3 separate regions of the Homo sapiens genome follow, and regions 2 and 3 are each linked to region 1. Evidence: chromatin loops called from intact Hi-C (ENCODE). Cell type or tissue: CD4-positive, alpha-beta T cell. All regions are shown on one strand. Links, peaks and the distances in the headings refer to the core of each region. The heading gives the core; the rest is flanking DNA. Region 1 holds the start of LOC105369747 (a long non-coding RNA gene). Region 2 overlaps RPAP3 (RNA polymerase II associated protein 3). Region 3 overlaps PCED1B (PC-esterase domain containing 1B).

Evidence for each region. Hi-C counts contacts between places; a loop is a spot of excess contacts. Peaks named below come from ENCODE experiments on the same cell type or tissue, not always from the same donor. Only the 100,000 strongest peaks of a DNase experiment are listed, where the experiment ranks them.
Region 2: a loop joins it to region 1, with 2.4 times the contacts of the local background. A loop is called at or near these places in 7 of 110 quality-filtered maps.
Region 3: it touches region 1 in a loop (2.1-fold over the local background); 16 of 110 quality-filtered maps call a loop at or near these places.

Annotation. Positions count from the first base shown.
Region 1 is chr12:47,303,947-47,312,534 of GRCh38, reverse strand. LOC105369747 (a long non-coding RNA gene) reads left to right here and starts at 5,136. Exons shown (of 2, transcript NR_135024.1): 1 at 5,136-5,216; 2 at 5,855-6,618. RefSeq lists an enhancer at 5,019-6,218. In CD4-positive, alpha-beta T cell, for the core only: CTCF peaks have their summits at 4,369 and 4,582; DNase peaks (open chromatin) are centred at 4,594 and 5,554; H3K4me3 peaks cover 1,257 bases; H3K27ac peaks cover 926 bases.
Region 2 is chr12:47,684,933-47,689,932 of GRCh38, reverse strand. It overlaps RPAP3 (RNA polymerase II associated protein 3), which reads left to right. Exons shown (of 17, transcript NM_024604.3): 7 at 738-808; 8 at 1,932-2,057; 9 at 3,026-3,153. Among named protein-coding and RNA genes, the nearest start is that of RPAP3, 19 kb to the left of the region's middle. In CD4-positive, alpha-beta T cell, for the core only: CTCF peaks have their summits at 2,894 and 3,097 (motif pointing right); a DNase peak (open chromatin) is centred at 3,102.
Region 3 is chr12:47,218,011-47,226,598 of GRCh38, reverse strand. The region is part of intron 3 of PCED1B (PC-esterase domain containing 1B); the gene reads right to left. Among named protein-coding and RNA genes, the nearest start is that of PCED1B-AS1, 5.9 kb to the right of the region's middle. RefSeq lists enhancers at 2,968-3,698, 3,699-4,429, 4,430-5,161, 5,457-5,957. In CD4-positive, alpha-beta T cell, for the core only: no CTCF peak of the experiment used is centred there; no DNase peak of the experiment used is centred there; H3K4me3 peaks cover 2,766 bases; H3K27ac peaks cover 2,427 bases.

The sequences.
Region 1 (8,588 bases), core at 1,903-6,902:
TCTAATGTGCCAGCCAATGCTCTAGGTGCTGAATATAGTGAACACACCAGAAAAAGTCCTGCCCTTAAGGAGGTTATAAGGCGGAGATGACAATGAACAAATAAACATACAAGGTGAATAACACATAAAATATATAATAAATGTTAAATAATATAGACTATGAAATATGAACATATATTAATAAACTTTTATTGTTCATTATATATTAATAAAATATATAAATATATTAAATGTTATATAAAATAATGAAAATATACAATAAATCAGGCAAGTATTATGACAAAAATTAAGTAGGATAAAGGGCAGTGGTGTACCTAGTGCATCTGACACCCTGAGCAGATCAATTTTTAAATATCTGCCTCCTTTATATGACAAATTATTATATGAAAAATTATATTAAATAATCGTGAAATGAAACATGCAGCAGAGTCTAAGAGGGCCCCCATGATGCCCACTGGTATGATTTGGGTCTGTGGCCTGCCCAAATCTCATCTTGAATTGTAATCCTCAGTGTTGGAGAAGGGGCCAGGTGGGAGGTGATTGGATCGTGGGGGTGGATTACCCCCTTGCTGTTCTCATGATAGTGAGTGATTTCTTGCAAGATTTGGTTGTTTAAAACTGTGTGGCACCTCCCCGCTCTCTCTTTGTCCTGCTCCTGTCATGTAAGACTTGCCAGTTTCCCCTTCACCTTCTGCCATGATTGAAAGTTTCCTGAAGCTTCTTCAGCCTTGCTTCTTGTACAGCCCGTGGCACTGTGAGCCAATTAAACATCTTTTCTTTACAAATTTCCCAGTCTTAGGCAATCCTTTACAGCCGTGTAAGAACAGACTAATACACCCACCTTATGCTATTCATGTCTTGTGTAAATCCCCTCCCCTTGAGTGTGGGTGAGACTTGTTAATTGCTTCTAACCAGTAGAATATGGCAAAGCTGATGGGATACGATTGTGCAACATAAAATTGTACCCCATCTTGCTTGGAGATGCTCACTCTTGCTAGCTTTTCTGGGTAGTGGGAGGGAGATGGTCTTGATCTCTTGTCCAGGCTGGAGTGCAGTGGCATGATCACAGCTCACTGTAGTCTTGACCCCTTGGGCCCAAGCAATTCTTCCACCTCAGCCTCCCAAGTAGCTGGGACCACAGGTGTGTGCCCCTGGCTATTTTTTTCTATTTTTTGTAGAGTCTCATTATGTTACTTAGGCTGGTATCAAACTCCTGGGCTCAAGTGATCCTCTCACTTTGTCCTCCCAAAGTTTTGGAATTACAGGCATGAGCCACCACACATGGCCTCTTGCTTACTTTAAGAAAGCAAAGGTCATGTTGAGAAAGCCCCATGGCAAGGAGCAGAGGGCAGTCCAAGACCAATATCCAGCAAGAGACTGAGGCCCTCAGTCCAATATCCCATGAGTTACTGAATCTTGTTAACTACTACCTGAGCTTGGAAGTGGATCCTTGCTCAGTCTAACCTCAGCTGACACCTTGATTGCATCCTTGTGAGACCCTGAAGTGGAGGACACAGTCAAGCCATGCCCTGATTCCTGACCCACTAAAACTGTGATTTTGTTTATCTTTTCCAAAAACCAACTTTTTATTTCTTTGATATTCTGTATTTTTTAGTCTCAAGTTCATTTATTTCTGCTCTGATCTTTTTTACTTTCCTTCTGTGTATTTTGGGTCTGTTTTGTTTTTGCTTTCCTAATTCCTTTATGTTTATTTGAAGTATTTCTACTTTTTTGAATAAAAATTATTTATATTTAATTTTATATTTCTTTCTGCTTTTTGATATAGGCATTTATTGCTATAAATTTCCCTCTTACTACTGCTTTTGCTGTATCCCATAGATTTTGGTATATTGTATTTCCATTTTTATTCTTTTCAAGAAATTTTAAAATTTTCTTCTTAATTTCTTCATTGACCCATTGGTGGTTCAGGAGCATGTTGTTTAATTTCCATGTGTTTGGGAAGATTTAGAGGTTCCTCTTGTTATTGATCTCTAGGTTTATTCCACTGTGGTCAGAAAAAACCATTTGATACATGATGTAATTTCTACTTTTTTGAATGTATTCAGACCTTTTTTGTGGCCTAAGATATAATCTATTCAGGAGAATGTTCCATATACTAATGAAAAGAATGTGTATTCTGCAGGATTTGAGTGAAATGTTCTGTAATTGTCATACCTATCCGGTCTACTGTGCTGTGTAGTTCAACTCCAAAGTTTCTTTGTTAATTTTCTGTCAGGATAATCTGTCGGTTTCCTGAGAGTAGAGTGTTAAAGTCCCTTGCTATTAGTGTATTTCAATCCATCTTTTCCTTTAGCTCTATTAATGTTTGCTTTATATACTTAGGGGCCCTAGTGTTGCGTGCATAGATATTTATAATTGTTATATTTTCTTGCTGAATTCACCCCTTTATTATTATTTAGTGACCTTCTTTGTCTCTTTTTGCAGTCTTTGATTTGTAGTCTATTTTATCTAAGTACGGCTACTCCTGCTTTGTTTTGGCTTCCAGTGGTATGAAATATCTTTTCACCCCTTCACTTTCAGTCTGTATGTTTTTGTTTTTGTTTTGAGACAGGGTCTTGCACTGTTGTCCGGGCTGGAGTACAGTGGCATGATCTTGACTCACTGCAACCTCCACCCCCCAGGTTCAAGCGATTCTCCTGCCTCAGCCTCCCTAGTAGCTGGGATTGCAGGCTCCTGCCACCACACCCAGCTAATTTTGTATTTTTTTAGTAGAGACAGGGCTTCACCGTGTTGGCCAGGCTGGTCTCGAACTCCTGACCTCAAGGGATCTACCCATCTCGGCCTCCCAAAGTGCTGGGATTACAGGCCTGAGCCAGCATGCCCAGCCAGTCTGTATGTCTTTTTAGGTGGAATGGGTTTCCTGTAGGCATTATATAGTTGAGTCTCGTTTCTTTATTCATTCATCCACTCTATGCCTTTTAATTGGAGAATTCAGTGAATTTACATTCAGTGTTATTGATAAGGACTCACTGCTGCTATTTTGTTGTTTTCTGATTATTTTGTAATTCCTCCCTTCCTTCTTGCTTTTTTACTGTCTCTCTTTGTGGTTAAGTGACTTTCTCTGGTAGTAAGTTTTAATTTGTTGCTTTTAACTTTTAGTGAATCTATTATAGGTTTTTGCATTGGGGTTACCATGAGGCTTATGAAAAACATTTTATAGATAAAACAAATTATTTTAAGGAGATAACAACTTATCTTAGACCACAAAGAAAAGAATGGAAACACACAAAGCAAAAGCAAAAAAAAAAAAATCTACAACTTCCTTACTCTCACATTTTGACTTTTGTCTTAATTTGCCTCTGTTTATATTGCCTATATTTTAACAGGTTAATGTAGCTATTATTGTTTTGGTAGATGCATCTTTTGGGCTTCATACTAGAGTTATGAGTGGATTGCACTCCACAATTACAGTGTAAGAGTATTCTGGGTTTGTCTACTTACTTAATTTTACCAGTGGGTTTTACACCTTCAAATATTTTATTTCTTCTTTTTTTCTTTCTTTAGTTTTTCTTTCTTTTTTCTTTTCTTTTTTCTCTTTTTATTGCACATTTTGCTTTTAGATTGATTGAAGAACTCCCTTTAGCATTTTTTGTATGACAGGTCTGGTGGTGGTGAATTCTCTTCCCTTTTGCTTATCTGGGAACGACTTTATCTCTCCTTCACAGGTGAAGAATACCCTTGCTGGACACTATTCTTGAATGGTAGTTTTTTTCTTTCAGTACTTCTTTGAAAATGTTATCCTACTCCCTCCTGGCCTGTATGGTTTCCATTGAGAAGTTTATTGCCAGATGAATTGGAAATCCTTTATATGTTACTTGCTTTTCTCTTGCTGCCTTTAGGATCCTCTTTGTCCTTCACCTTTGGGAGTTTATTATATGCCTTGGAGCAGTCTTATTTGAGTCAAATCTTATTTTGTGTTCTCTGACCTTCCAGTACCTGGATATTTATATTTTTCTCAAGTTTGGAAAGTTTTATGTTATTATTTCTTTGATTAAACTTTCTACCCCTTCCCCTTGCTCGACTTTCTCTTAAACACCAATAATTTTTAGATGTGGTCTTTTGAGTTAATTTTATAGGCAATCATCATTCCTTTTCATTCTTTTTTTTCTTTTTTCTCCTCTTACTATATGTTTTCAAATAGCCTGTCTTCTCTGCTATTGAGAGCCTCTAATGAATTTTTCAGTTCACCAAATATTTTTCTAAGTTCCAAAATTTTTGTTTTTCTAAATTATTTAGATTTCTTTGTTAAATTGCTCTGATAAATTTCTGAAATTTGTTTTCCGTGTTATCTTGGCGATCACTGAGTTTCCTTAAAACTGCCGTTTAGGGTCAGTCACTGGTTTCTTGTTTTGTCCATTTGGGGAGACCTTGGTTTCCTGTTTGCTGTTGTTTCTTGTGGATGTATGTCTATGTCTTTACATTGAAGGATTAATTATTTATTCCAGTCTTCTCTGTCTGGCTTGTTTTGATTTTTATTGGCTACAATTGCTTAAAGGTTCTTTATTGCTATGGACTGTCTTCTTTTCAGCTCTAGGTGGCGTCTTTACGCCAGGTTCACCTCAGCTCTAGTAAATGATCAGAGCATGCCCTTTCTGAGTGGCAGAGGTCCCTAAGGGGATATCCTGGCAGTGTAGGAAGGTTGGCTAGAAGTTCGTCCCCAGGAGACCTGTGGAACAAACCTTCTGCAGTATGGTGCTGCTGAACAGTCACTCTGATTTGGTGTCTTGTTTGGCTGATTTACAAAGCAGTTCCCAGGGCAGGGGATGGTAGTCTTCCCTCCCCACCGGTTCTGACTGTTCTCAGGGATATTTCTCTTTTCAGGCACTCACAGTGCTTCCTGTGGCTCTAAGGTAGGGATGGGTCTCTTGCCATGGAACCCAGGATGATGAAGTTGGTTATCCACCTCAACCTCATTTTTTCCAGTGAGAAACTGAGTTGGGGGAAATTATTTCTTGTGCTTGATACCAGTCAGAATGAGGGGAGAGACGTCACAAATGTGGAAGTGTGTCCAGAATTGGTGGGTTCTTGGACTCGCTTACTTCAAGAATGAAGCCGCGGATCCTCGCAGTGAGTGTTGCAGTTCTTAAAGATGGTGTGTCCGGAGTTTGTTCCTTCAGATGTTCAGATGGGTCCGGAGTTTCTTCCTTCTGGTGGGTTCGTGGCTGACATCAGGAGTGAAGCTGCATCCCTTTGTGGTGAGTGTTACAGCTCTTAAAGGCGATGCGTCTGGAGTTATTCCTTCCTCCCGGTGGGTTCATGGTCTTGCTGGCCTCAGGAGTGAAGCTGCAGACCTTCGCGGTGAGTGTTACAGTTCATAAAGGTGGCGTGTCCGGAGTTGTTTGTTCCTCCCATCTGGAATTGTTCGTCCCTCCTGGTGAGTTCGTGGTCTCGCTGGCTTCAGGAGTGAAGCTGCAGACCTTCGTGGTTAGTGTTACAGTTCATAAAGGCAGTGCCAACCCAAAGAGTGAGCAGCAGCAAGATTTATTGCAAAGAGCTAAACCCTCCACAGCGTGCAACGGTACCCGCGTTGTGGCTGCTGGCTTGGGTGACCTGCTTTTATTCCCTTGTATGGCCCCACCCACATCCTGCTGGTTGTTCCATTTTACAGAGAGCTGATTGGTCCATTTTGACAGAGTGCTGATTGGTGCGTTTACAAACCTTTAGCTAGACACAGAGTGCTGATTGTGCTGATTGGTGCGTTTACAGTCCTTTAGCTAGACACAAAAGTTCTCCAAGTCCCCACCCAATTAGCTAGACACAGAGCACTGATTGGTGTGTTTATAAACCTTTAGCTAGACACAGAGTGCTGATTGGTGCATTTACAATCCTTTAGCTAGACACAAAAGTTCTCCAAGTCCCCACCCATCCCAGAAGCCCAGCAGGCTTCACCTTTCACTGGCACTGGCTTGACTTTGCGGCACCTATCCTGGACACTCCGGCAACCCAGAAGGAGCTCGTCCCAGACAACCAAGAGGAAAAGGGGAAGCCAGAAAGAGACAGAGACCCGCCATCGTTGCCAACAACTCGGTGAAGAGGGAATGGCGATCCAAGCAGGGGACCCAGCCTCTGATCAAGCCCAGCAGGCACCAGCCTGCTGCCCGGAGTGCGGGGCCCTCCGAGCCCGTGCCCACCCAGAACCCATGCCGGACTGCAAGCACCGCGCAGCCCCAGCTCTCGTCTGCGCCTCTCCCTCCACACCTCCCTGGAGCAGAGGGAGCCGGCTCCAGCCTCCGCCAGCCCCAGAAAGGGGACCCCACAGCGCAGTGGTGGGCTGAAGGGCTCTTCAAGCACGGCCAGAGCGGACGCCGAGGCCGAGGAGGCCCCGAGAGCTAGCAAGGGCTGCTAGCACATTGTCACCTCTCAGAAGTCCAATTCTCTTACCATCTGCTTAGAGTTTTTCACTTCTTTGTGGCCCTGGGAACTCTTTTTCATATATGAGTTCTGGAATATTTCTGGTGATAATCTTGACATTGTACATTTGGTTTTGGTTTATTGTGGAGGGAGTGAAGTCAGCATGCTTCTATGCTGCCATTTTGGAACTGGAAGTCCTCCTGACCCACAGAAACAGAAATAATAAATGTGTATTCCTTCAGGCTAGTAAGTTTGTAGCACTATTATTACACAGATAAGTAATGATACCGGAGTGCTGGGAAGGGAAGAGGGTGGTCCCTGGCTGGGCCTCTACCCCCAAGGACCTAGGTGAGGACGGTACTCCTGTCTTGGTGCTCAAATGTTGCATTTCCCAAAACTACCCTGGCCTGCCATGCCCCCATCCTGTGCCTATAGAAACCTCCCAGACCTAGCAGGCAGACACAGAAGTGGCTAGACGTCCACAGGAGCACATGGGCGGAGGCACACACAGGCGGCTGGGTGTCAAGTGGAATGCACTGGCACAGGCAATCCAGCAGGCACCCCGATCCGCAGAACAATACGGAGTTTGGCTGGGGCAGTTGGAGGAGAGCCTCGTTGATGAGCGGCCCAACTCCGGGGGAGAACCGTCTCCCTTCTGGATCCCCCATTTGCTGAGAGCCACTTCCACTCAATAAAACCTTGCTCTCATTCTCCAAGTCCACGTGTGATCCAATTCTTCTGGTGCACCAAGGCAAGAAACCCCGGGATACAGAAACCCCGGGATACAGAAATCCCTCTGTCCTTGTGATAACGAAGGGGGTCGAATTGAGCTGATGAACACAAGTCACCTATAGACGGGAAACTAAAAGAGCACCCTATAACACATGCCCGCTGGGGCTTCAGAAGCTGTAAACAATCACTCCTAGACACTGCCCTGGGGTCGGAGCTCTATATAGCCTTCCCATCTCCATTCTCCCTTAGAGGTTTGAGCAGCGGGGCATTGAAGAAGCGAGGCACTCCCCCGTCACACACCCTGTGAGGGGGACGAGGGAACCTTTCCCGTTTCGGTAATACAGAGCACATATTAATAATGGCCAGAAAAGAAAAGCAGACAGTGAAAATTTTGTTTTGTTGGACTTCATATTTATTATCATGCCAGTAAAAAAATTAATAATAAAAAAAGAATAAATAAATAAAGGCCAGGTGCGGTTCCTCATGCCTGTAATCCCAGCACTTTGGGAGGCTGAGATGGGTGGATCACCTGAGGTCAGGAGTTTGAGACCAGCCTGGCCAGCATAGTGAAATCCTGTCTCTACTAAAAATACAAAAAAAAATTAGCTGGGCCTGGTGGCAGGCACCTGTAATCTCAGCTACTTGGGAGGCTGAAGCAGGAGAATGGCTTGAACCCAGGAGACAGAGGTTGCAGTGAGCCGAGATTGTGCCATTGCACTCCAGCCTGGGCAACAAGAGCAAAACTCCGTGTCAAAAAATAATAATAATAATTAATAAATAAATAAGAGATCAAAAAGGAAAAAATTGATTAAATTTTTAAAGCATTAATTTTTTTAAAAAAGAAAAACATATCTATATATTGCTCTGTCACAGGCATGAATAATACTGTAGTTTCTGTTTTTAAGCCTTCTTCAAATTTGTCATTGGCTCTATCAATGGCTTGTTCCTTCTTGCGTGTTCATGTTAAATTCAGAGCATAGCAAGATTTGTCAATTTATATTTGCCTACAGTTGATCCTTACATAGGGATATGTCATACCATGGGGCTTGAGCCTGCCAACTGTACCCAAAACTTGAATGACTCTCAACTATAACAAATTTACTTTTGAAACAAACATGTATAGTCATGTCCACTTGTGTCAGGGCCAGCTGTATAGCTAAAGTTCCCTGAATTAACTTCCAAGTAGAATGCCATCATTTTTCTTAAGGGTTAAGCAATAAAATGTGCTAATTTAAAATGTGCATATTCATGTTTAAAGCTCAAAAGTGACTGTGGCAACTGTTTAGAACTTAGACCAATAGAAAATTTGTTTTTGTTTTTTTCCTTGGGGAAGAGTATTCCATCACTGATGTTGTTTAGAATTCCTGCTGCATAGTGATAATAAAAAGTAGCCTGAATATTAGTCTGAATGTTTTATTATTGTTGGTCTGTACCTGGGGCACACTCCATGAATCCTTGGTGCACTGTGGTGAAAGAGACAGAAT
Region 2 (5,000 bases), core at 1-5,000, 380 kb before region 1:
AGTATCCGGGATTACAGGTGCCCACCACCATGCCTGGCTAATTTTTGTAATTTTAGTAGAGACAGGGTTTTGCCATGTTGGCCAGGCTGGTCTTGACTCCTGACTTCAGGTGATCTGCCCACCTCGGCCTCCCAAAGTGCTGGGATTACAGGAGTGAGCCACTGCGCCCGGCCTGCTTCTTGGTTTTATGATATACAACTTATGATAGCAGGTATCCTTCCTGGGGCTGGTGGAAGATGGTTTGTCATAGGATTTTGTCTGCCCTGGGGGGAGAAGAAGAAAGTTCAGTGGCTTGGCTCTGCACAGTGGCTTACGCCTGTAGTCCTAGCACTCTGGGAGGCCAAGGTGGGAAGACTACTTGAGGCCAGGAGTTTGAGACTAACCTGCCCAATGAGGAGAAAACCTGTCTCTACTAAAAATACAAAAATTAGCTGAACTTGTTGGCGTGTGCTTGTAGTCCCAGCTACTCAGGAGGCTGAGGTACAGAATCACTGGAACCTGGGAACTGGAGGTTGCAGTGAGCCAAGATTGCGCCACTGCACTCAGCCTGGGCAACAGAGTGAGAATCTGTCTCAAAAAAAGAAAGTTCAGTGGCCTAATGATAGTATTTCTTTGTTTCTCCTTTATTTTGCTGTAGGACAGTTGCCTGATTGTCACAGGCAACAAAAGATTGTTTTGTACATGTTTTAAAATATTACCTATCTTTAAAAATTTTTTTTATCTTCTCTTTTACTTAGATTATGAAAGAGTATTAGAACTAGAACCAAATAACTTTGAAGCAACAAATGAACTCAGGAAAATCAGTCAGGTAAACTATAGTTATTTAAATTAAGTGTATTATGACCTTTATTTGAAGAAGTAAAGCTTTTTGCATAGATTTTGTACTATAGATTTCTTAATATTGAGATTTTCTAATTTTAATTCTTTGTACTATAGAGTTTTACTAAATGAATTTGCATGCTAGAGGGAGTGTAATGGTATTTAAAGACCCTTGATTGTTCTAGAAGTTGCCTGAGATCTTTAAGAACTACTGCTGCTTTACTCTTTCTCAGATGACAGAATTATTATTTTTTTATCCCACTGATTTTCTTCCTTTTTGGCTTATGCACTGACTGAAACATTGAGAGAAAAGTGACAGTGATTGGGGAAAGTGTGCTTTTAAATATTACCACTACTATTGCACATAAGATCTGGTAAATATGTTAACTTGATTATAGTTGTGAACTGTATTACATATGTTTAAAATTTTGCCTTAGGTCAAATAATGACTGTGAATATTGAATTTGAGAAGTTTGGTGATGTAGTTGTAATGAACTGTTATGTCTGAAAACAGCTCCTAAAACAGTGTCTGGCCCGTATAGAAATTCAATAAATATTTGTTGAATAAATGAGCAACTACTTTTAATGGATGCTACTTATTTATTTATTTAAAATAATTCAACTTGTATTTTAGATTCAAAGGGTACATGTGCAGGCTTTTTACATGGGCATATTGTATGATACTGAGGTTTGGGGTATGAATGATTCCGCCACCTAGATAGTGAGCATAGTACCCAATAGGTAGTTTTTCATCCCCTCCCCTCCCCACCCCAATGTTTCTCTCCCCAACAGGTAGTCTATAGTGTCTGTTGTTTCTGTTTATGTCCATGTGTACCCAATGTTTACCTCCCACTTATAAGTCAAAACATGCAGTATGTGGCGTTTGATACTAATTTTAATTGAAATGAGAAGCACATTAAATTTATTATATGCTTATTTTACTTTTTACTTTAATAAGTAGAAAGATTTTGAATTAGAGCAGAAAATGTTATTTTGATTATTTAAAATGTGGCAGAAATTCTAATATATTTGAGGTATTTATGTTTTAAGGTCAAATATATATGCATCTTGCATTACTTTGTTTTATTTTAGCTGACTGCTATGTCTCCTAGGCTTTAGCATCCAAAGAAAACTCATATCCAAAGGAAGCTGACATAGTGATTAAGTCAACAGAAGGAGAGCGAAAGCAAATTGAAGCACAACAGAATAAGCAGCAGGCCATTTCAGAGAAAGATCGGGTAATCCAAAGCTATTCCAACGTACAATGTATATGTTTTGCTGAGTGTTGATTTATTTCTTGTATATCAGTTAATTTCTTTCTTCTCTAATATTAAAGTTTTGCTTGAGTAGGAATTGGGAATTAAATGCACTAAAGCCTCTGGGACCTACTAATTCAAAATTTGGGTAATTGATGACTTTATATATAAATTAAAAAAATAACTATAGAAACACTTAAGTTTAGGAAACTACTTTTGAATGTTTTATATATTTACATATACATAGTTATAAATTTAACATAGAAGTTAATTACAATCCATTCTTATAATGTACTTTTTTCATTAATTCACACTGGACTGTTTCTGATTGAAATTCCTCTACTAATCATGAGTTGAGGTTTAGTTTATTTATTGCCTTTCCTGGACCCACAGAGGATTCCTAATAAATATTTATGAAATGATTATTGATTGTGATATTTGACTGATTATAAGTAAATGTTATAGTGAAATCAGGTATACAAATTCCAATACAGCTGAATTTATCTTATATTTGGGCATATTAAAGTTATTGAAGAGTGGGCTTTATAATTCTGGTACTGTATTCTTTCACAAAATTTATTTGAGTTATGAAGTCCTTTTGTACAGCTTCTAATGTAACTTAAGACAGTATATTATTTGGACCTTTGTTAAAATAGGTTTTTAAATTTAAGCTTTGCGTAATATGTAATTAATGGAATAATAGTGAATGCTGCAAAGTAATGTAGTATACATGTTTTTCCTTTTTAGTACTGAAAAGAGAATAATGCCATTAAAAAAGAAACAACCCAAACCAACAGATTTTAAAACGTGTCTCATGGGCCAGATTTTTAACAATATTCTTTCTTGAAATACTGTTGGTGAATATCCTTGCAGTGTTTCATAAGATTTGAATTCATTTATTTTTTTTGAAATTTTTTTTTTATTCTCCATATCTCTCTACAAAATAACAGGGGAATGGATTTTTCAAAGAGGGGAAATATGAAAGAGCAATTGAATGCTATACTCGAGGGATAGCAGCAGATGGTGCTAATGCCCTTCTTCCAGCTAACAGAGCTATGGCCTATCTGAAGATTCAGAAGTAAGTATTGGTTACATTTTAGTGCTGTTCAGGATAAAAATTTACAATAAATTGGTAAATTTTTACCATAAGTTACCTAACATGCCAATTATGGCGTGTTAGGTTAGCTCACATGCCAATTTATGGTAAATTTAAGTAAGTTAAAATTTAATTTATGTATTTTTGAGCATTTAAATTAAAGTGAAATGAGAGGGGAAAAGTAGTGTGTGTGTGTGTGTGTGTGTGTGTGTGTGTATGTGTATGTGTGTGTTTATGTACCTGTGGTATACATAGTTCCAGGCACAAGGTGTGTATTCAGTAGATGTTCTTGTTAATATTTTCCCGCTTTTAAGTCTGGCATTACACAGTTTACCAGTTTTTCTCTAGTCGCTTTATGTATAGTATTCTGGATCTTGATTAAAAATTATTTTTCACTTCAGAGCCCCTTGGGCAAAGTCTTATCTGGAAATGTTTTATATACATACATGTATAACAAAAGAGAACTGCTGTCATTGAAACTGCTGATTAATAACATATGTAACAAACATTTGATCCTATATTAACCAGCTTTTTCTGGTTGTGCCCAAGTTGGACAATCAGTAGAATTATATCCGATGGCAGAAACTTAGACTTAGACTTTGTTTCTCTTGTTATACTTTACAGACTAATGCCAGAATTTTAAAAAGCCTGTAAATAGTATAAATAGGAATTCGAAACTTCTTCAGTGCCATGAATTCCCCTTTAGCTGTATGTTGAACGCTTCTCAGGATATTTTTAAATGCTTAACTGTACAACTAGGATTACAAAGGAAACCAATTATATCAAAATATAGTTTTGAAAATATTAAAAATTGTGATATAGTAGTATATTTGATTTTTTATTAACACACCTCAAAATGAGAAATTACATTTAAAATACAGGCAAGTGCTGTATTTTATGCTCACCAATATTCAGAATTACAGTACAAATTTAACCTGCTGCTTATTTGCATGTGATTGTACTGTATTTGAAACTACATTTAAAATACAGACAAGTTAATGTTAAAAAAATTTTAAAGACATGATTGTAAGGTTTCAGTAAGGACACCAAATTTTGGGATGATCCTCGACACATCTTCCACGTACTGATCAACAAGCAAGTGTGGATAGGGAATACCTGAAGCAACGTAGATGATTAGATTTCCAATGTGATAACACATGCCTTAGCTCTTTGTCTTCTGAATAACTACTAGGGCAGAGTTGCCCAACAGTTGCCAGCCTTGTCACAAGAGTATCTATAAACCAGACACTGCAATCACATGCAAATAAGCAACAGGTTAAATTTTTACTGTAATTCTGAATAGTGGTGAGCATAAGCAATATTTTGAGATACCAGTAACCGTTATAATGTGATATGGAAATATCTGATTTTTTTTTTTTTTTTGAGACAGAGTCCCCCTCTGTCACCCAGGCTGGAGTGCAGTGGTGTAATTTTGGCTCACTGCAACCTCCACCTCCCAGGTTCAAGCAATTCTCCTGCCTCAACCTCCCAAGTTGCTGGGTCTACAGGCATGCGCCATGACACCTAGCTAATTTTTGTATTTTTAGTAGAGATGGGGTTTTGCCATGTTGGCCAGGCTGGTCTCAAACTCCTGACCTCAGGTGATCTGCCCGTCTCGGCCTCCCAGAGTGCTGGGATTACAGGCAGGAGCCACCGCGCCCGGCCAAAATATCTGATTTTTATTGGTGACAAAGTGATAGATACTATTGTCTGCATTTGTATTTGAAAGATAGCTAAATTTTATTTGAAGTTTAGTGAAAACAGTGATACAGTTTTTTTCCTAAACAAGTTTCCACATCCCTCAGACAATCTCAGGTTAGGAGCTCCTG
Region 3 (8,588 bases), core at 1,649-6,648, 86 kb after region 1:
GTTCAAGACCAGCCTGGCCAACATGTTGAAACCCCGTGTCTACCAAAAATATAAAAAATTAGCCGGGTGTGGTGGCATGCGCCTGTAATCCGAGCTACTCAGGAGGCTGAGGCAGGAGAATTGCCTGAACCCAGGAGGCGGAGGTTGCAGTGAGCCGAGATCCCACCAATGCACTCCAGGCTGGGCGACAGAGCGAGACTCACTCCATCTCAAAAAGAGAGGCAATCTCTTCTCTCAAGAGGAGGGGTAAGAAAATGGGCACTTAAAGAGCTGGCTGCTAAAACGGATGTATGTAAATTAAGTACCTGAGACTGTTGGAAGAATCAAGCCAGAGGAGGGAGGTTTATGAACAATCATTGCAACCTGATTCCAACTTCGAATTAAAACAGAATTTTTTTAAAGTTTCATGGTAATTTTAAAAATCATAGTTATAAGTAGTTCCATGTTTTTTTCTGTTTTCAAAGTAAATTTTGGGCTTAGGCTAAAGCTGTCACAGATATATGTATTAATAATGTCTACTGCCACAATAAATTACTTTCCAGCATCTTGTTTATATTTCCCTGTTTGGGGATAATTAATTTTTTAATAGCTTCATAAGCTATGAATTACAACTCATTGACTATTGCTTTACAATGATCACAACCCAAACACATAACATTTATCTTTCATTAATGTTTTGTAATAATTATGTTGATTTTTCTTTTCTTTTTGATCTTTAGTTACAAGAAGAGGTACACTGAAATAAGCCAGTTGCTTTAGAGATACTGTAGAGAAGTTTTAAACCACAGAGATAGTCACTAAAAATTAGGATGTTTTGATTCATTGTGGGAAGTACTTGTAACTAATTTATAAGTTTCTTGCATATGACTATCTTAATACAATATTGTACTGGGAATATAAATGGTTCATTTCCTTATAACCGCATTTTGGGGGATCTAACCAATAGTTTGAACTTTCCAAGATTCTCTTAAATTTTAGTGGAATGGATGGTACAGATAAAGAATTATTTTTAATGAGCTCACCTGTATAATTTATCTATGTCAGCATTTGCTTAGTTTTCTAAGTGAATTTAAACTTGCCAAAAATTATATTACATGCCATATACAGTTTTGAAAGAAAAAAGAAAAGCAAACAATTCGAACTTTTCTTTGGGAAAACTTAGTGACTTGTGGACTGGGGATTCTCTAGAGACTCATATTTTGATTTGAGGCAAGTCAGTTAACATCCAGTGACCTATACAACACCAAAGTGGAAGAAGCAATGCAGGCCTATTTTTAAAAGTGGCTTTAGGATCAAATAAAAAAATACAGAAAAGTACTGAGAGATGCTATGCTGTGGTAAATAATGCAATAGAAAAATAATTGCCAGGCTGGGTGCAGTGGCTTAATTCTGTAATCCCAGCACTTTGGGAGGCCGAGACGGGTGGATCACTTGAGATCAGGAGTTCGAGACCAACGTGGCCAACATGGCAAAACCCCGTCTGTACCAAAAATACAAAAATCAGCTGGGCATGGTGGCACGTGCCTGTAATCCGAGCTACTTGGGAGGCTGAGGCAGGAGAATCATTTGAACCTGGGAGGTGGAGGTTGCAGTGAGCCAAGATTGTGTCACTGCACTCCAGCCTGGGCGACAGCGTGAGACTCTGTGTCAAAAAAAGAAAACGAAAAAGAAAAAGAATTGCCAAATAACCACTGGAAAGACTGTTAACTGATTCGAATCACCTACCTACATTGACCTCACTTCCTACGTAGGTCTCGGATCTGCAGTCCATTAATTAATTCAGTAAAAATTTAGAGAGCCCTGCGTCTATCTACGGCTATGACAGCTGTTACTGCACATTTGGCTCACATCCCTCAACAACAACCATGATTCCCCTGTGAATCCCCGCATCATGAAACCACGCCATATAGCCTGTATTTCTAAGTTGGTTATCCAGGTAGTCTTTAAACACATCTAAAATCATGCGAGATAAGCGAAAAACGGAAACTAGAATAAAGATCTTCAAACTGGGCTCCGTGTAATCACAGGTTTACTTTGTGGAGGAAGGAATCACTGTGGGTATATTCAGTTTGTATTTGTATCATCCCTACCAGGCCACAATCTGAAATTTGTAATTCTTTTTAAATAAACTATCAGCAGAAGAATCTCAAACACTTTGAGTCTGAAAATTACCAAGTTTAAAAATTCTTAAAGCAGTGTATTTTCCCATAATAATAGTCTAATATAAACAACGCCTATGAATTACAGAAAGAAATGCAGAGAGCATTTTTATGAATGAAGTGGTGGTTCTTAGTAACTGAAATGCAGGTAACTTCTGTAAAAACCAAAGATAAAACTATGGACCATTAATTCCAGTGACCTCACTTTTTTAAACTTTTGTTTTACAGCCTTTTGTAAATATTCCCTAAAATAAATAATCAAAGCATTTCATAAACACAAAAGTATGATTTCAATCATGTACAGTCTATAGTAAACCTCTACATGATGGTCTTGCATCATTATTCAAAGTATATTTGCTAACTTCCTACCTATTACCCCTTTAACACAAATGAAAGATACCAGAAGGTGGTGATCTGGCTTTCAACTCCAGACAAAGAAGCCAGACGTGGACTCTGCCCCTGGACAGCTGCGTGCTCTTGGGCTGGCTGCCCACAGTTCTGAACCAGTTTCCTCTTCTGTAAAAAGGGAATAATATTACCTACCTCGTCAAATAATAGTGAAAATGAAAAGAGATCTCGTACATCAGGGGCCTAATAATACAAGGCCTGCCAGACAGTAGGCCCCTCTAATCCTTTGGCTCAGCAAGCCCTCCCACAATGATTCCAGAGAAAACACAGGCCTGCAGACAGAACCCTGTTTGGACTCCCTCCTCAAACCTTCAAATCCTCACCCCGCTTCCCACCCTCCTGCAAAGGCAGAGAGGTACCTCCTTAGGCGTAAAGCTTCCTCAGCAGCTCAGGGACTTCGCTCCCGGATATCCCCCAGTGAGGGGATAATTTGCATTCTGCATTTTCTTTACCCTCCTTGGCCTGGATCCTTCTTTTTAGCATTAAACACATTCTAGTTTCTTGCTTTGAAAAAGAAAGGAAACATCTTTGACTCCACCTCCAGGACAGTCCTATCTTTTGCCTCCACTCCAAGGCCACATTTAAAAAAAAAAACTTGCTTGCACTGACTGGGTCTGGGTCTGGGCCCCACCTCCCACTCACTCCTCCGTTTACTTTAATTTGGCTCTGACTGGATCAAAGCCAAGGAATGTTTGTTAGTAAATCACCGATGATTTCCCTGTTGCTCCTTTCAGTGGCCACTTTTTGGTTCTTACAGTATGAGGGGTAGGGGCACTACTGACTGCTCCCTCTGAGAAACCCAGCCCTCAAGTCCACGTATTTGTGACACCCTTGTATCCTGTCTTTCCCTAGTATCTTTTGAGGGTTTCTCTTTCTCTGGCAGTTCCCCAAATGTTGGTCTTTCTCTCTCTCTCTCTCTTTTTCTTATTTCTCCCTCCCTTCCAGGTCTTTCTCAAGGCCCACTGAAGGGCTCTTTTCTTCTCTTCTTCAACATTCTTATCCTCGTGTGTCCACCCATTTTCAGAGTGTCAGGAAATGAGGTAACCCTATGTCCCTATTTGCCCCAAACAGTTCTGGTTTCTGCCTGTTTCCCCAGAATGATTAGTAGCACCCCAAACCCTTAAGAGTCCTGGTTTGGATGGTTACAACGGACCATCCCCTTATCAATTCCCATTTGTATGCAGATGACTGAGAATTGGGGCAATAAAGCACACTGGCTGAGAGGGAGGGGCTCTGGGGTTGGCCCCCTGGGTTTGATCCTGCTCCACTGCTTACTAGCCCTTGAGTCCCTGGGCCTATTAAGCAACCCCTCTGCCCTGAAGAAACCTCATCAATAAAATGGGAACAATATTACTGCAGTTTTCCTAACAAGTGAGGGTTAAATGAACACATGTAAAGTTATTAGCATGACACCGCCACATTTCTAAGTGCTCAGTGAATGTAGCTATTATCTTTGTCTCTAGCCCAGACCTGTCTCCTGAGTTTCAGACATATTCAGGTAGAGAGAATAAAGTTATCTGGGGTTGGAGGGGTAGGAGGTAGGAAAAGCAGTCTATGCAGGCCCCTATCACTTCCCAATTCTCTCTCTTTTTTTTTTTTTTTTTTTTTTGAGATGGAGTTTTGCTCTTGTTGCCCAGGCTGGAGTGCAATGGCGTGATCTCAGCTCACCGCAACATCTGCCTCCCAGGTTCAAGCGATTCTCCTGCCTCAGCCTCCCAAGTAGCTGGAATTACAGGCACGTGCTACCACGCCCGGCTAATTTTTTTGTATTTTTAGTAGAGACGGGGATTCTCCATGTTGGTCAGGCTGGTCTCGAACTCCTGACCTCAGGTGATCCACCCTCCTCGGCCTCCCAAAGTGCTGGGATTACAGGCGTGAGCCACCACGCCCGGGCGTTTTTTTTTTTTTTTTTTTTAATTTTTTTTTTAAGAGATAGAGTCTCACTCTGTCACCCAGGCTGGAGTGCCATGGTGCGATCATGGCTCACTGCAGCCTTTATCTCCCAGGTTTAAGAGATCCTTCTGCCTCAGCCTGCCAAGTAGTTGGGACCACAAGTGTGCATCCCATGCCCAGCTAATTTTTTAAAATTTTTTGTGGAGACAGGCTCTTGCTTTGTGGCCCAGTCTGGTCTTGAACTCCTGGTTTCAAGTAAACCTCCTGCCTTGGCCTCCCAAAGTGCTGGGATTACAGCCATAAGCCACCATGCCCAGCCACTTCCCACTTCTCTAGACACTCATTTATCTTCCCATCAAACTGTGGCTGAATTTCTCAAATAATTGTCTTGTGACCTTTGAACAGTCTCCCTAAATGTAAATATTGCATTGACCAACAATGGGAATGATGGCAGCACATTCTCACCAGGCAATTTCAGAGAGCTGCTGTATAATTTTTCTTGAAGCACTGGCTGGGAATACATAATTGGGTGGAAATATACTTTGCTTCTGAAATGTGTGGATAAAGTCATTTTTATTTTTGATGACTGGTTTTGTTTTAATTGTGAAGAAATCCTTAGGTTGATCTGTATCCTGGCAATCATTTAAAAATTTTCATGTTGGCGGGGCGTGGTGGCTCACCACCTGTAATCCCAGCACTCTGGGAAGCTTAGGCAGGAGGATCACTTGGCCCAGGAATTCAAGACCAACCTGGACAACATGGTGATATCCCTTTCTTAAAAAAAAAAAAAAAAAAAAAAAGAATTTTGATGTCTAACAAATATTGGAAACAATATATATATTTTGAAGATATAGCTTAGGGAGGAGGGGAATGTTGCAATATATATTTTGGGAAGCTGAGCACAGTGATCAATGTCACATTTGTTTTCAGTTTTATGGTTAAATATTTTACTTTCCCCCAATTTTTCTTAGTCCTTAAAAAGTGTGTCTTTGATTAAAACATTATTTTTTAATTGGTATAGTTTTAATTTTATATGTTTTCTTACATAAAACTTCATCATCTAGGTTTTAAAGTTTCAAATTCATTTAATATGTTAGAATAATTCCAACATTTTGCATTCTGTAAACTTTTTATGTCTTGGGATATGATCCTTTCTTCTTGGGATCTTCTGAAAGCCCGCAGGGAACCATAGGGTTTGTATAAGCCCAGAGGGCCTTTTCTCATGTCTTTATGTTTGTCTCTGTGACTCACCTTTGAATGTTCCCCAACCCTTTCCTGTTACTGAAATTCTGCTCCTTCATTAAGACTCACGTTAAAAGACAATTTTGTCAGAGAGCCTTCCCTACTCTCCTAGATAGAAAAATCTCTCCTTCCTCTGAGGGATGCCTCTACTTAACCTTTGGTTCTGTTTTGTTCTATAATTAACTGCCCATGTGCCATTCTATCCCACTCTATGCTAGTTCTGGATGGCAGAAGTGGGTCTCACCCATCCTTGTACCCCTCAGGGCCCAGTGCCTGTGCCTAGTAATCATCGGCACTCACTGAGCACTCACTTTGTGCCAGGCCTATTCCATTCTCACAACCCGGTGAAGGAGGAAGTATTATTATCTCCATTTTATAGATAAGTAAACTGAGGCATGGAGAGGTTATATAAATTGCCTAAGGTTGGCTGGGCATAGTGGCTCACGCCTGTAATCCCAGCACTTTGGGAGGCCGAGGTGGGTGGATCACCTGAGGTCAGGAGTTTGAGACCAGCCTGATCAACATGGTGAAACCCAGTCTCTACTAAAAATACAAAAATTAGCCTGGTGTCATGGCACACACCTGTAATCCCAGCTATTCAGGAGGCCGAGGCAAGAGAATTGCTTGAACCCGGGAGGCAGAGGTTGCAGTGAGCCAAGATCGCGCCACTGCACTCCAGCTTGGACAATAGAATGAGACTCTGTCTCAAAAAATAAATTAAAAATAAATAAATAAATTGCCTAAGGTTGCCCAGCTAGTAAATGGCAGAACTATTCTTTTGACAATGTATCTTCTTCTTCTTCTTCTTTTTTTTTTTTTTTTTTTTTTGAGGCAGTGTCTCCCTTGGTCACCTGGGAGTACAGGGGCATGATCACGGCTCACTGCAGCTTCAACCTCCCAGGCTCAATCAATCCTCCCTCCTCAGCCTCCTAGGTAGTTGGGACTTTAGGCTCATGCCACCACACCCATTATTGACAGTGAATCTTCTGAATAATTAGATAAGCTTAAGGTTTCCTTTTGTTTCTTTAGGAAGAAGTATGGCTCCAAAGCCTGAGCTTTTAATCTCAGCTATAAATACTTGTTTAAATTAAGAAGAAAAAAAATCATATTATCTAGAAAGAAATATTTGCATGTAGCTTTCCTTGTTATTCTCTGTTGAAAAACAAAACAATATTTTGTGCACAGCTTTAAATTTTTCCATGAGAAAACAAAGCAGGTGTGAAATAACTTAGTTCGATTTTCATCACTCTGTTAGCTAGTCTTCTTAAAAGCCGATGGAAAACCCAGTGCTGCACTAAAGCTATATTTGTGTTTCAAATGTTTAGGCTTATGCTGACTACTCTAGATTCCAACCAGTGGCTGAATTAAAAGTTCCCATGGATGAAAAACAAGGGCGATTGGAGAGCTAATAATGACGAGTGCTTTCAACTGATGAACAGGTTGGATTGTGACAATTCTGCTCCAGGACTAGCTACAAAAGTCCATTTACTCAGTAACAGGAATCTAGGGTTGAGTCAGCAGGCCTGGATTTCTTCCACCTCTAATGCTTACTTTATCTTTGTGCTACTTAGTTTTTTACTTCTTAAATGGGGGAAATAGCACCTATGCTCCTCTGAAGGGATTACCCAAAAGAGTTTTAAAAATGGACATTATTTTATTATTGTTGCTATCATTATTGTTACCATTTTTGTAGTATTTAAATTCTATGTGTAATAGTGTTTCTATGGAAAAAGAAACTTTTTTATTTTTGTTTTTTGAGATAGAGTCTCACTCTGTTGCCCAGGCTGGAGTGCAGTGGTGCAATCTTGGCTCGCTACATCCCCTGTCTCATGGGCTAAAGTGATTCTCCTGCCTCAGTCTCCGGAATAGCTGGGATCACAGGCATTTGCCACCATGCCCAGATAATTGTTCTATTTTTAGTAGAGGCGGAGTTTCACCGTGTTGGCCAGGCTGGTCTCGAACTCCTGACCTCAGGTGATCCACCCACCTAGGCCTCCCAAAGTGCTGGGATTACAGGCCTGAGTCACCTTTTTCCACAGGCGGCCGATCTATGGAAAACATTTTTTGAATTTAAAAATGAGAGCAAGTCTCAGCCAGGTAGAGTGGCTCACACCTGAAATCCCAACACTTTGGGAGGCCAAGGAGGGACGATTGCTTGAGACCAGGAGTTCAAGCCCACCCTGGGCAATAAAGCTACACCTCTGTCTCTAAAAAAAAAAAAAAAAAAGAAAAAAAATTAAAAATGATCAGGATGTGGTGGCGCATGTCTGTAGTCCCAGCTACTCAGGAGGAGGCTGAGGTGGAAGGATACCTTGCACCCAGGAGTTTGTGGCTGCAGTGAGTCGTGATGGCACCACTGCGCTCCAGCCTGGATGACAGAGCAAGACACTGTCTCTGCCTTGGCTTTTACTCACACTATGTTGTAGAGGATTCTGGAAACTTGAGTTCCCACTGCTTTGCCTGTTGGCAGTGCAACTGAGGACTTGCCAGTTTCAAGCTCTACGGCTTGGAGCGGAAGAAAGGACAAGCAAGGTCCAGGGACTAAGGAAGCTGAGGAACAAGAATCTTGTGCTGGTGAAATGAATGTCATACTGCCTATGCACACCGACTAACTTCTCACATTAGGCCTTTCCCCAGGCCATGGTTTTCCCCACTTCAGTGCCAACAACGGACCTAGGGGTTTTTCTCCCTGCTGCCGTGTCCAGCCGAGCTCTCGCTTCTCTCTTCTCCTCCAGCTCCAAAAATAAGTCAACAGCTCTGCACTGCCTACCTTAGAGTTAATTGTGGAAATCAAATGAAATGCTGTGTAAACTCTACAGATGTTCGCTGCTATTGTTATTCTGAGCCACCTTAGCATATCTGGAAAGTGGGCTTAGTGGTTAAGGG